2 separate regions of the Mus musculus genome follow, and region 1 is linked to region 2. A link is a contact called in ENCODE Hi-C or POLR2A ChIA-PET data. All regions are on one chromosome and are shown on one strand. Each heading gives the region's core, a stretch centred on a gene start or an enhancer-like site at or near the end of the contact. The rest is flanking DNA. Distances are from core to core; before and after follow the strand shown.

Region 1 (5,722 bases), core at 1,675-4,174, 350 kb before region 2:
TTTTTTTAATAGAATCTCATTTGATTGTTCTGGCTGGCCTGGAACTCAATATATAGTCCAGGATGGATGTGAAAACATAGTATTCACTTGTCTCTGCCTCCTGAGTGTTGGGATTAAAGGTCATTGTTGTCATTATTGATGGACAGGTAGAGAGGCTAGCCACTTCTTCTCATGCTTGTTGACTTTTCGTCTGTGATTCACCTATGCATATCCTGTGCCTATATCCTGTAGGAAATGTTTACTGTTTTATTGATTTTTGGAAGTTCTTTATATATTAAGGTTACCTCTGTACATTATTCAGTGTAACCCCTAAACTTCCCTGGGGGAGTAAGGAGGATGCACAGACCTTTTCAGGGTCTAAGGACTGTGTTTGTCCCTCACATGGCTGAGAAGTTTTGGAGTTGGGTGCCAGGATGGAGCTTGTCTAGTCAGGCACAGAGGGAGCAGTGGTGAGGAAAAGAGAGGGAAGGGTCAGAGCTGAAGGCAGGGGCTCTGAATGACAACTTTAATGGAAGGCAGATGGAGGAAACAGGACCCCTTGCTGACAAGAGGGGTCAAGGGGCATAGGGCTTTCTAAAGACAGGAGCCTGGGTGACTGGCTGGCAGTGGAGCCTGGCTCCTCTGTGAGATGCCTAAGGGCTATGAAAGGGCAAAGGTCAGTTCCTCCCTCCTGCAAGTCTAGACCCTCTAAAGATCCAAAGCCAGAGAAGCTAAAGGGACTGTGTGAGTCCCTGGTGGCTTATATGTACCGAGGTCGGATAGACTGGCTGACAGTCTACCCTGCTGTGCTTCCTTGGGCCAGCTCTGAAACCTTGAGCCACATTCCTGCTTGTGAAAAGGAACAATCCTCTTAATCTAACGGCTTCACAGCATCAGTGTGAAGAGGGCTTAGCCCAGTGCTAGGACCCGAGGAGGGCTCCAATAAATGCAAGTTAATTCTCATGTGTTCTATGTGTATTTACACTAAGTATGCATGTATCCACACGTGCTGTATGTGTGTAGAGGTCAGAGGACAACCTGTAGGTGTCTGTTCTCTCCCTCTGCCATAGGGTCCTAAAGACTGAACTCAGGCCACAGGGCTTGGTGGCAAGCCTCCACCTCCTGAACCAGCTCAGCAGCCCAGTTCTTCTTACTCTGCCTGTCCCTTCTCTCAGACACTGGTGACATCAAGATGCCTTTCATTGGACCTCGGCCTGTGAGAGCCAGGCAAGTGATCAAGTCAGAGGTGAAGACTGGCTGGAGAGACGGATCAGCCATTAAAGGCTAGGCTAGGGGAAGATGGTGAGGCCAAGGCCAGAAGGACCACACCTAGATTCACCTGTTGCATGGGGTTTGTATTCTGCCCTCTGAGTTCCACTGAAGCTCTAGTCTGGGGACCTTCAAAGTGACCTTATTTGGAAGAAGGGTCTTGTAGATGTCAGGAGGCTAAACTACTGCTATTCTGGATCAGGGCAGCCTCCAAAGCCAAGTGCTGGAGCCACTGAGGAAAGGAGAAGTGACCTGGACAAAGGCACAGACCCAAAGCAGGAAGCCACGATGTCCAGTCTTCATGGTGCTGGGTATGGAACTCGAGGCATTCTGCTCGGTGAGCCAACTCCCAGGCCCAAAGGGGAACTTTTTTTTTTTTTTCCCCATGAATAGGGATGTTTTGCTTGCATGGCCATATGTGCATCACTTTTGTGCCTGTGCCCACAGCGTCCAGAAGAGGGCACCAGATCCCCTTGGCCTAGAGTTATGGGTGGCTGTGAGCCACTATGAGGGTGTTGGGAGCTGAACCTGGGCTGATCAAGATCTCTCCAGTAACCTGCCACCCTCCACCCGACTCCTCCCCCCTCTTGGAGATAGAGCCTCACTATGTAGTCCTGGCAGGCTAAGAACAGAACCTAGGTCCTTTGCAAGAGCAGCCAGTATTCCTAATTGCTGAGCCATCTCTCCAGCCCCTGTACAGATTTTTTCCCCATTATTCCCTTAACAACCCAATAAACAATGACCAACCTGGTGTTTACTCTGTTGGGTGCAGAGTCCCATAGAGCTGAAATAGGTCATGAGAGGAGCTGTGTACCCATTCTGTGTAAGATCCTTGGCCACTGGGTTTGGTGTCCTGGGCTATCCTGGAACCAAGCCTAGCATCCCAACACTTGAGAAGTGGAGGCAGGAAGGCTCTTGGTTAAAACAAAGAAGAAATTTTGTTCCAAGCCAGTAACTCTATGGCAGATGGCAGGTGCCAAGCAGAGAGAACACAAGCCCCCATAAGGGATTGGAGCTACACCTATGATGGTGCAGCCTCAGGACCATTGACACCTCCCCATAACTGACCTTTTTAGAGTCATCAGGGCCTTGCCGCAGGACTCAAAGTTGCAGCCACTCAAATTTGCGTAGGGGGACGCTACCTGGTACAGTCCTTTCTGCTATGTCAAAGCTTCCTCCTGCTCAGGGTCTAGGCAAGTGATATTATGCCAATTTTCCAGATCAGGACATGAAGGTTCACAGAGTCCCTCCAGTGAAAAGTGGGAAAAGTGGGCAGCCTGTTTGGCTAGGCGTCAAGGGACAGAGAATAAGGAACTGCCCCCAGCGTCTGTGGGGAAGAGTTGGGGTGCAAGATCCTCATTACGCCACTTGGTCTACACAGTGGAGAAACTGAGGTGGTTGCAGCCTTTCCTTAGAGAGTGGCCAAAGTCAAGTAGGCTGCAGAAAGTAGTGTTCAGGCTCCGAATAGGGCCTGTGTCACCTCGGATTGGAGCCAGTCAGTAGCGGGGCCGCATGCCCCGTCGGAGCTCAGACGCCCTTCAGCGGCCTCGCGGGGAATTTCAGTGCGGGGCGGAGCCGGACAGTGATGATCGCCGCGAGGTCCTCCCCGGCGGCAGGGGGCAGTGTGACTCACATGCTCCCTCAAAGGCCCGCACGGACCGGAAGTAGGAGTGGTAGGATAACTTCCGGTGCGGAACTGGGGCCTGGGAGGATTGCTCACCGGCGCGGGGTCTGAACCGGTAGATCGGGAGGTGGTGGCCTGTGGGTGTCGGAACACGCGGCCGACGCCATGCCGTTCTTGCACGGCTTCCGCAGGATCATCTTTGAGTACCAGCCCCTAGTGGACGCCATCCTTGGCGCCCTGGGCATCCAGGATCTGGAGCGGCAGGAGCCCCTGGATGAGTAAGTCGCTGCGGTCCTCTGTGGTTGTCGCAGCGGGAGTGGGAGCTGCGTGGCCGCGAGCTCGAGCTCCAGCCTGAGGCGGGCTCGGAGTGTCTTGTAGGGCAGAAGACCCGGGCCTCTGCTGCCTGTGCATGGATGCTGGAGACGTCCTGGCTGGGGCCGACCGGACTTTCGGCAGACAGCAGGCCTCTCCGAGAGCCTCTGGGGAAGCAAGCCGGTGTGGTCCGTGTGCCCTGTGCAGACCTCCTTGGGTACTCGGAGCGCTACGCCTTCGGAGTGCTTGTGCTACAGAGACAAGCGAGCACCCAGACCGGCATCGCGGTCTGAGATGCAGAGTAGGGTGGGGCAGAGGAGCTAGCAGTCTCACCAAGGATGTCTTTTCTAAACCACATCAGCCCTTTCCTCTGCGGCCTACTCTGTAAATGCAGTGCCAGGCGTTTTTAAGAACTCGGAGGCGGGGCCGCAGGGCTGCACAACAAGGCGCTACTGCCCTCCTTTGGCGGAGCCCAGCATATTTAGGAGGGCTGCCCCAGATAAGCGTTTTGTGTCCGGGCGTTGGTCAGATCTTAGGGCCCACCTGTTGCAAGAGGTCTGGTGGGTGAGATTAGGGCGAAGAGCAAGTAAGGCGCGTCGTGGCCAGGTGACTCTGAAGGTGGTGTTTGGGCCGTTGTCAGAGCTGGGGTAACATATGGAACAGCGTCCAGGCCCAAGATGCACTTAGTAGGTAGTTTTGTCTAGGAAGGGTGAGAGCTTTAGGGCTACCCTCAAGGTGGTGTGAGAGAAGATGGGGCAGAGCCAGCACTTTGACAGCATGCTGAAGGATGGCTTTGAAATCACTTAATGCTTTTGACCAAGAAAGAGTTGTGCCCCACAGAGCATGCGCAGCTTGTGTGGATGCTTGTGAAAGGGCACACAGGCTAGGGCCACTGGCCCCCGTGAGTTCCCACTTTCTCTGTTCTGCCTCTTGGTGCACAGTTCTGCTTCCAGCGAGGAGAGCCGGATCCTGGTCCTCACGGAGCTGCTGGAGCAGAAGGCTCACTCTCCATTCTACCAGGAAGGCGTGAGCAATGCGTTGCTGAAGATGGCTGAGCTGGGCCTGACCCGGGCAGCTGCTGTCCTTCTGCAGAGTGGGGCCAACCTCAATTTCGAAGGTCAGCAGCATCCTGAGGATGGGGGTGGGGTGAGGAGGACTAGGCAGCCAGGCCCAGCCACTGCTTTTCCTCCGGTCTTTGGGGTGACTTCCCTTGTTCTTTTCCTGTGGGTGTCTTTCTGGGGGCTCTTAGCGCCTCTACTCCCACATCTTCCAGATCAATCCTTCTACCATGTAGAGAATACACTGGCAATGCCCAGAGCTAAGGGCAGGTGATTTCTCTGCTCTGAGCTGTCCTGCAGGTTTTGCTCTGGCCCTAGAGGTGGGAAGATAAGCCACACTGGGCATCTGTTACAGCAGGCTGCATAGGTTCTTTACGCATCAGGAATGATGAAGGGCCAGCCACCTGTCCTGCCATTGGCTGTCACCCCTAGGAGGTAGGAGACAGGTAGGGCTGCCTATGAGCTTGTGGGGGTCAGTGCTGACCCCCACACAGGCCTTCATGCCTTTCATTGGAAAACAGGCTCAGAGACTACAGGGAACTTGGGAATCCTACAAGCTACAGATGTTGGGGAGGGGGGGTTATTCCAAAACCCATCCACATTATGGTCAAAGGGCCTGGCTGTGTGATACATGCAGAAGGCTGAGGCAGAAGGATCTCTAGCGACCTTGTGCTACCTAGCAAGGTCAGGGCTGCCAGAGCAAGGTAGTAGGGACCCTGGCTCAAGAAAACAAAGGCTGGCCTAGAGAGATGGCTCAGAGTGTTAAAAGCACTGACTGCTCTTCCATAGGTCCTGAGTTCAATTCCCAGCAACCACATGGTGGCTCACAACCATCTGTAATGGGATTTGGTGTCTTCTTCTGGACAGTTACAGTACACCCATATAAATAAAATAAATCTTTACAAAACAAAACAAAACAAAGGCTGGCTGTGCTAAGCTGGAGCATGAAGCCACACTGCATTCTCCTCAGGAACAGCCCTGAGGGGGAAATAAGCAGAAAGGAGCCGATACAGATGAGCTGTAGCCTACAGGAACACACCAGGACAATGCAGATAAGCTGTAGCCTATGGGAACACACCAGGACAAGGCAGATATGCTGTAGCCTATGGGAACACACAAGGACTTGATCTACACACCTGAGAAAGGGGTGCTGGGGCGAGGCTCTGAGGCTAGGTCCCGAACCTTCAAGAACAGACTAACCTGAACTTCTTTGCCTTCAGACCCTGTTACCTACTACACAGCCCTGCACATTGCTGTCCTGAGAAACCAGCCTGACATGGTTGAGCTGCTGGTGCGCCACGGGGCTGACATCAACAGGAGGGACCGGGTAAGGGCCAGCTCCAGGCTTGGGCATGTTTGGTAAGTTTACCAAGGAGCCTTGCAGGCTCCGGGCAACATAGCTGCTGTCCCCTTTGGCTCAGATCCATGAGAGCAGCCCCTTGGATCTGGCCAGCGAGGAACCCGAACGCCTGCCCTGCCT
Region 2 (5,852 bases), core at 2,226-4,725:
CTTTGGTCTTAAGGTCTTGGTTTTATCACAAGGAGCTTCCTGGGCCTCCTGTGTCTGCTCTGTGAGAGTCCATCTCTTTCCTTCACTGCAGGGGACAACTGTGTCTTGTTCTTCCTTACACTTCCATGGCCTCCAGGCAAAGGTTATGAAAGCCTCTCTCAGGAGAGTAAGCATATAAACAAACCTAAGAAGTCCCCCCTACTCACTGCACCCCCAAACTCAAAGCACAACACCCCCAAGATGCTTTTCACCCGGGCATCTCCCCTAAAACTATTCCAAAGCCCCAAAGGTTAAATCCCATCTCTGGCCAGGTACCTTCCTAAATGCCCTGAGATCTGGTGTATGCAGCTTCTGGGTACTCACAGGGCATAAGAGCACTGACCCACCTGGGGCTGGCATTGCCTGGGGTTTGAATGGAACCCAGGTCCCCAGTGATCCATGCCCTGCTCTGAGCCGCCATCCCAGCAGACACTTGGTAAATATTGAGGCATTAATTAACTTCCTCTAGGGAATGGTTACTCAGACCAGATGTAATCTACCTGTGTTGGCAAGGAAGAAAGGCGAGCACCCCAACCTCACTCAGGTGATCTCTAGAAACCTTGCCTCGTGCACTGCTCCCCTCTACAAGGTGGTGGCTGAGGGCCCTGCTCATTCACAGGAATACATGCATGCACACAGAAGCACACGTGTGCACACACATATGTACACACACACACACACACACACACACACACACACAGAGTCTTGAATGGTCTCTGTAGCATTCTGCCAAATCATTGTGTGCACAAGCAGAGGTCTGAATGCAGCTGACCCCACTCCATCCATATTTATAAATCCTTACCAGGTGCCCCCCCACAGCCACACCTCCCCCAGGACATGCCACACACACACACACACACATAGTTCAGCTGTCCTTTGTCCTTTGCCTCCTTCAGTGGGAGGTTTTCTGAAACATCTGCAGCAGCTCCCCTGCCCAAAGCTACCTCAAAAAAGATCAAGGGGTTTTATTAAGCCAAACAACTGCTCAGCTTGCTGACCCCAGAGCCCGCACTTGAGAAGGAAGGAAGACTGAGAACAGGCTGCAAAGAAGATTCCCCCCCCCATGGGGCTACACAGAGCCCCCCCAAAGTGGCCACACTTTGCCTGTCTGCACCCCTCACCAATCCCATCCCCAGTGCTCACACACACATAATCACACACACAAGTGAAAGGGCCTTAGAGTTAGTTCAACACTCACCTTGGTACCTGGGGGTGTGGCTCAGTGGTGGCTCAACTGCCTCAGAGCGTGAGACTTCATCATTCCCACTGAAAAGAACTTCACCTTTAGTGGTGGCTGGGGAAGGGATGGGGGAGGGGGGAATACCAAGCCCAAAAGAGGGACCTGATTTCCTAGTCCACCACCCACTTCTATTCCCACTCTGATTCCCAGGCTGGTCCTTAGAGCTATCTTCTATGTCACAGCGCTAAGAATGACTATGAATGTATGGAACCAAGAATGATATTTGCCTCCACAGGAGCTCTGGAGAACTCTGGTCCTGGGGCACTTGGAAAAAATAAATAAATAGATGGGTGGATGGATGGATGGATGGATGGGGCAGGGGCATTACATCATTCATCAGGAGCTAGGCCTGAGGAAGTGTACTCGGCCCCACTAACATATTTCCAGGCACCTACAGAACTCGGTTCAAATCCCGCCACCACCTCTTTCAAGTCTCAAGTTTCTTCACTAAATACTGGGAAAAGACAGCATCCATTGTGAGCCGCAGACTCCCCCAGTTCCAGCTCAGTCCTCCTGGCTGTAGGAGCATCCCGCTCCCTTCCTGAACCTGTAAGCTTCTGAGATATTCAGGTGGGCAGAGATACGGCTTTATACCCCCAGGATGCATGAGGTTACATCCCCAATGCCACCACGTGTGCTTGTTCTGAGGTTCCAGCCTCAGCCCCACAACGTAATCCTGGCCTTGCTGACACAGGGTGAGAAGAGCTGTTCTAACAGTTACATGTCCCCAGATGGTGCGGACGGAGCAGAGCACTGTGCCCAGAGCCTGTGGTCTTAGACAAAGCCTCTTTGGAGCTAGTGACTACGCCTCCTCATCTGAAAACCTGAGCAAACTGTCCCCCGCTTTTGACACTTGCCACCACTTACAGAAACAATTGGTGAGTGGTTTTCTTGAGACATTGGCCAAGGGGCAGAGTTGCTGAGAGGGTCCAAAGACAGAGGGTTTCAGAAGAGCCCCACTCCCCCCCCCCCATCCCCCAGTCCCACTCAAGGGCCCAGCCCTGGACTCTGCCTGGGCCAATTTTCTGACCTAAGTACTAAAAGGAACCTTAAACGCGGTGGATGAGGCTTGCGGCTGGCATCTTGGGCCCCCCACACCCACCCTTGCCCTCTTACTCTCTTTAAGCTTCTCAGTACAAGGGGACTCTCAGGCATCTTCTCTCTTTTCTGCTCTCTGTCCTCAATTGGTCAGTAGATAACTCAGAATAAGAATCTAAAAGTGGAGAAGTCCTTGGCCTGGGTACTCCTGGGGCTCAGGGTAAGGACCAAAACTTAACAGGTTGCTCCACTCAAGCGGTCTCAAGCTTGGCCTCCAAGAACCTTAAAGGGAGAAATTCAGACTTTTCTGGTAAGAGATCCAAGCTAGGCACTTAGGGCTTCTATTGTCATTGATATTAAGTCAGGAAAGAAGAGGTCTCCCAAAAGAGGAGGAAGCTTGGGGCGGGTTCATAGCCCAAACCCCCACCCCCACCCCCCACCCAGGCAGTCTCACGATCACAAAGCTTCTCTACTAGAGATCAAAAATCACTGGGATTTGAGTCAAACAGAAAGAGAGGCCCTTCCGTGACCATTCCCAGAGGCCCCTGGGCTAACACATCAGGTAATCAGGCCCCAAACCCTCTCTTCCAAGACAGCACTCTAGTTCTCAGGTGCGCCCCCCACTCAGCTTTTCTTGGAAGAAGGCTCAGCTCGCCCAGGTTGCCCCCGGCCGTGGCAGGTGGAAAAGAGGAGGCGCCGCGTGGCTCGAAGCGGGGGAACCGCGCGCACCTGCCGCAGGTGAGGCCCAACCATGCGGAAGGGGGCGGAGCCATCTCCGCTGCGCTCAGGTGAGCCGACCCCCAGCTCGCAGGAGCCACGTCCAGGAAAGCTACGAATTTCGACGTGGCTCCCAAGAGGCGACCCAAAGCTGAGAGAGACTACCTCGGAGGCTCCTAGTCCCACGAGGTGCCGCGGCCCCAGGAGAACATTCGAGGCAACGGCGGCGTTGGAGGCCCGGGGTCCGTTCGTTATTTGAATAGCACAAAGGAACCGCCTTGGTCTGATTGGCCAGTCAAGTGGTCCCGGGGAGGGCAGTGGCTGTCAGTCGGAAGGCTCTACACGCTTCTATTGGCTAATCTACAGTGGGGCGGGGCGCTGCTGCCCAGCTAAATAGTTGGGGCCGGGGCCGGCGGAGGCTCATTGCTTTGGCGCCGTCTGGGGAGCGTGAGCCTGCGGGTGGCGCGCAACGCATGGTGGCGACTTCTCTCGGAGTGTCGCCGACCCGCCGACCCGGGCTCGGTTCCCTGTGCCTGGCTCGCCCGGGCGACCAACTGGAGACACACGCAAGGAGCAGCATTCGCAGCACCAGAGGCGGCTGCTCCGCCGCCCGCGTCTCCGCGGGAGCATGGAGTGCGCCCTGGACGCCCAGAGCCTGATCAGCATCTCCCTGCGCAAGATCCACAGCTCCCGGACCCAGCGCGGCGGCATCAAGCTGCACAAGAACCTCCTGGTGTCCTACGTGCTCCGCAACGCGCGCCAGCTCTACCTGAGCGAGCGTTACGCCGAGCTCTACCGGCGCCAGCAGCAGCAGCAGCAACAGCAGCCGCCCCACCACCAGCACCAGCACCTCGCTTACGCGGCGCCCGGAATGCCGGCCAGCGCGGCCGACTTCGGCCCGCTCCAACTTGGCGGCGGCGGGGACGCGGAGGCGCGCGAGCCGGTTGCCCGGCACCAGCTGCACCAGCTCCACCAGCTTCACCAGCTGCACCTCCAGCAGCAGCTGCACCAACACCAACACCCGGCGCCCAGGGGCTGCACGGCGGCGGCGCCGGTGGCGGTGGCCGGGGCGCCCGCGGGCTGCGCGGGGGCGCTCTCGGAGCTGCCCGGGTGCGCTGCGCTCCAGCCGCCGCACGGCGCGCCCCACCGCGGGCAGCACTTGGAGCCGCTGCAGCCGGGTCCCGCGCCGCTGCCGCCGCCCGCGCCCGCCGCGCTCTGCCCGCGGGACCCTCGCGTCCCGGCCGCTTGCTCTGCGCCCTCGGTGCTTCCGGGGGCTGCCCCTTCGACCGTCGCTGCCTCCTCTCCGCCCGCCTCTACAGCCCCTTCCTCATCCACTGGCTTCTACCGGGGCGCGTACCCGGCCCCCTCGGACTTCGGCGTGCACTGCAGCAGCCAGACCACCGTGCTGGACCTGGACACTCACGTGGTGACCACGGTAGAAAACGGCTACTTGCACCAGGACTGCTGCGCCTCCGCCCACTGCCCCTGCTGTGGCCAGGGCGCTCCGGGACCCGGTCTGGCGTCCGCCGCTGGTTGCAAGCGCAAGTATTACCCTGGCCAGGAGGAAGAGGACGACGAAGAGGACGCGGGCGACCTGGGAGCCGAGCCCCCCGGGGGTACCCCATTCGCCCCCTGTAAGCGCGCCCGCTTCGAGGACTTCTGCCCGGACTCGTCCCCGGACGCGTCCAACATCTCAAACTTGATCTCCATCTTTGGCTCGGGCTTCTCGGGGCTGGTGAGCCGACAGCCGGACTCCTCGGAGCAGCCGCCGCCGCTCAACGGGCAGCTGTGCGCCAAGCAGGCGCTCGCCAGCCTCGGCGCCTGGACTCGAGCCATTGTCGCCTTCTAGGGACCCCCGAGGGCATGGGGACCCTGGGCCCCGCGGGGCTGGGGCCAGACAAAGACTCGGCCAAGGGGCGATAGGGAGCGAGCGGGTCCTGGCCACTCGGGGCTGAGCTGGGGACGAGCAGAGGCTGATGTTTTATAAATTGTAAAATAAAAAAAAAAAATCTAAAAATCTTGGACTTTATTTTTGCAGAGAAAAAGCGCCTATTTAAGTATGCTTTGTGTTTCTCTTACTCTTTTCCCCCCCTTTTTATTGTACTGATTGCAGTGGTGTTTAGCGAGGAGCCTGCCACGTGAGGCAGGGCTGCTGCCCGGAGGAGGTGCCCGGCCGCCGGGGGCGAGGCTGGGTGCCCGGGCGCGCCAGGGGCGCAACGCAGGAGGGCGCGGGGCCCCGGACGCCGATTCTAATCAGTTGTCAAGAGCCGGGAAGCCCGACGTTCCGCTCTCCTGAGTGCCTTTCTGGGGTGAGGAACGGGTCTTGTGAAACCCTGAGCAAAAAAACAAAGGCAAACTCTATCTCCAAAAGGGACGTTTCGGTCACATTTCCTCTCTGGGGGCGGCCTCCAAAGTTCTCAAAATGAGAAGGCAGAAATGAAAACACTTCAACTTTTTTTTCTTTTCTTGCCGGGTTGGGCGTCTAGAACCCCTCCTCTCCCCGCCCCTCTGGCTCCGTCCTCCTCCCCCTCCTCCACCCGCCTCGCGGACTCGGGCGGGGGGGGGGGGGGGCACCCTGACACTCTCAGCACAGTTGGGAAAGGGGTGGAGGGCGAGCAGGGCGAACTACATTTCCCATCATGCCCAGCACTGCGGTCCTCACTAAACAAAAAAGGAAGTCGATTCCTTCACCTGGATCCCCGGGGGAGGGAGGGGCCCGGACCGCCGACTGAGCTGGAGACTTTTCGCTTAGCTCCTGGTCAGCTCTAGTGATTGTGCGCGCTTCTAAGTTACCTTGTGCTTTAGCCTTCGGTCCCAT

Evidence for each region. A loop is a pair of places that touch in the nucleus more often than their neighbours do. ChIA-PET counts read pairs that join two places held with the same protein, here RNA polymerase II (POLR2A).
Region 1: POLR2A ChIA-PET joins it to region 2 with 10 read pairs in embryonic stem cell. The contact joins the promoter of Asb6 here to the promoter of Ier5l in region 2. A Hi-C loop is called at or near these places in 1 of 37 maps with a recorded cell type or tissue (mouse embryonic stem cell). POLR2A ChIA-PET finds 5 or more read pairs at or near these places in 3 of 5 experiments (Patski and embryonic stem cell).

What each region holds. Positions count from the first base shown.
Region 1 is chr2:30,825,502-30,831,223 of GRCm38, reverse strand. It overlaps Asb6 (ankyrin repeat and SOCS box-containing 6), which reads left to right and starts at 2,924. Exons shown (of 6, transcript NM_133346.2): 1 at 2,924-3,150; 2 at 4,126-4,301; 3 at 5,463-5,569; 4 at 5,664-5,722. The coding sequence starts at 3,038.
Region 2 is chr2:30,471,822-30,477,673 of GRCm38, reverse strand. It overlaps Ier5l (immediate early response 5-like), which reads left to right and starts at 3,475. Exons shown (of 1, transcript NM_030244.3): 1 at 3,475-5,043. The coding sequence starts at 3,663. The coding sequence ends at 4,883. It overlaps Gm31291 (a long non-coding RNA gene), which reads right to left and starts at 3,366. Exons shown (of 7, transcript XR_003954013.1): 1 at 3,200-3,366; 2 at 2,396-2,599; 3 at 1,238-1,305.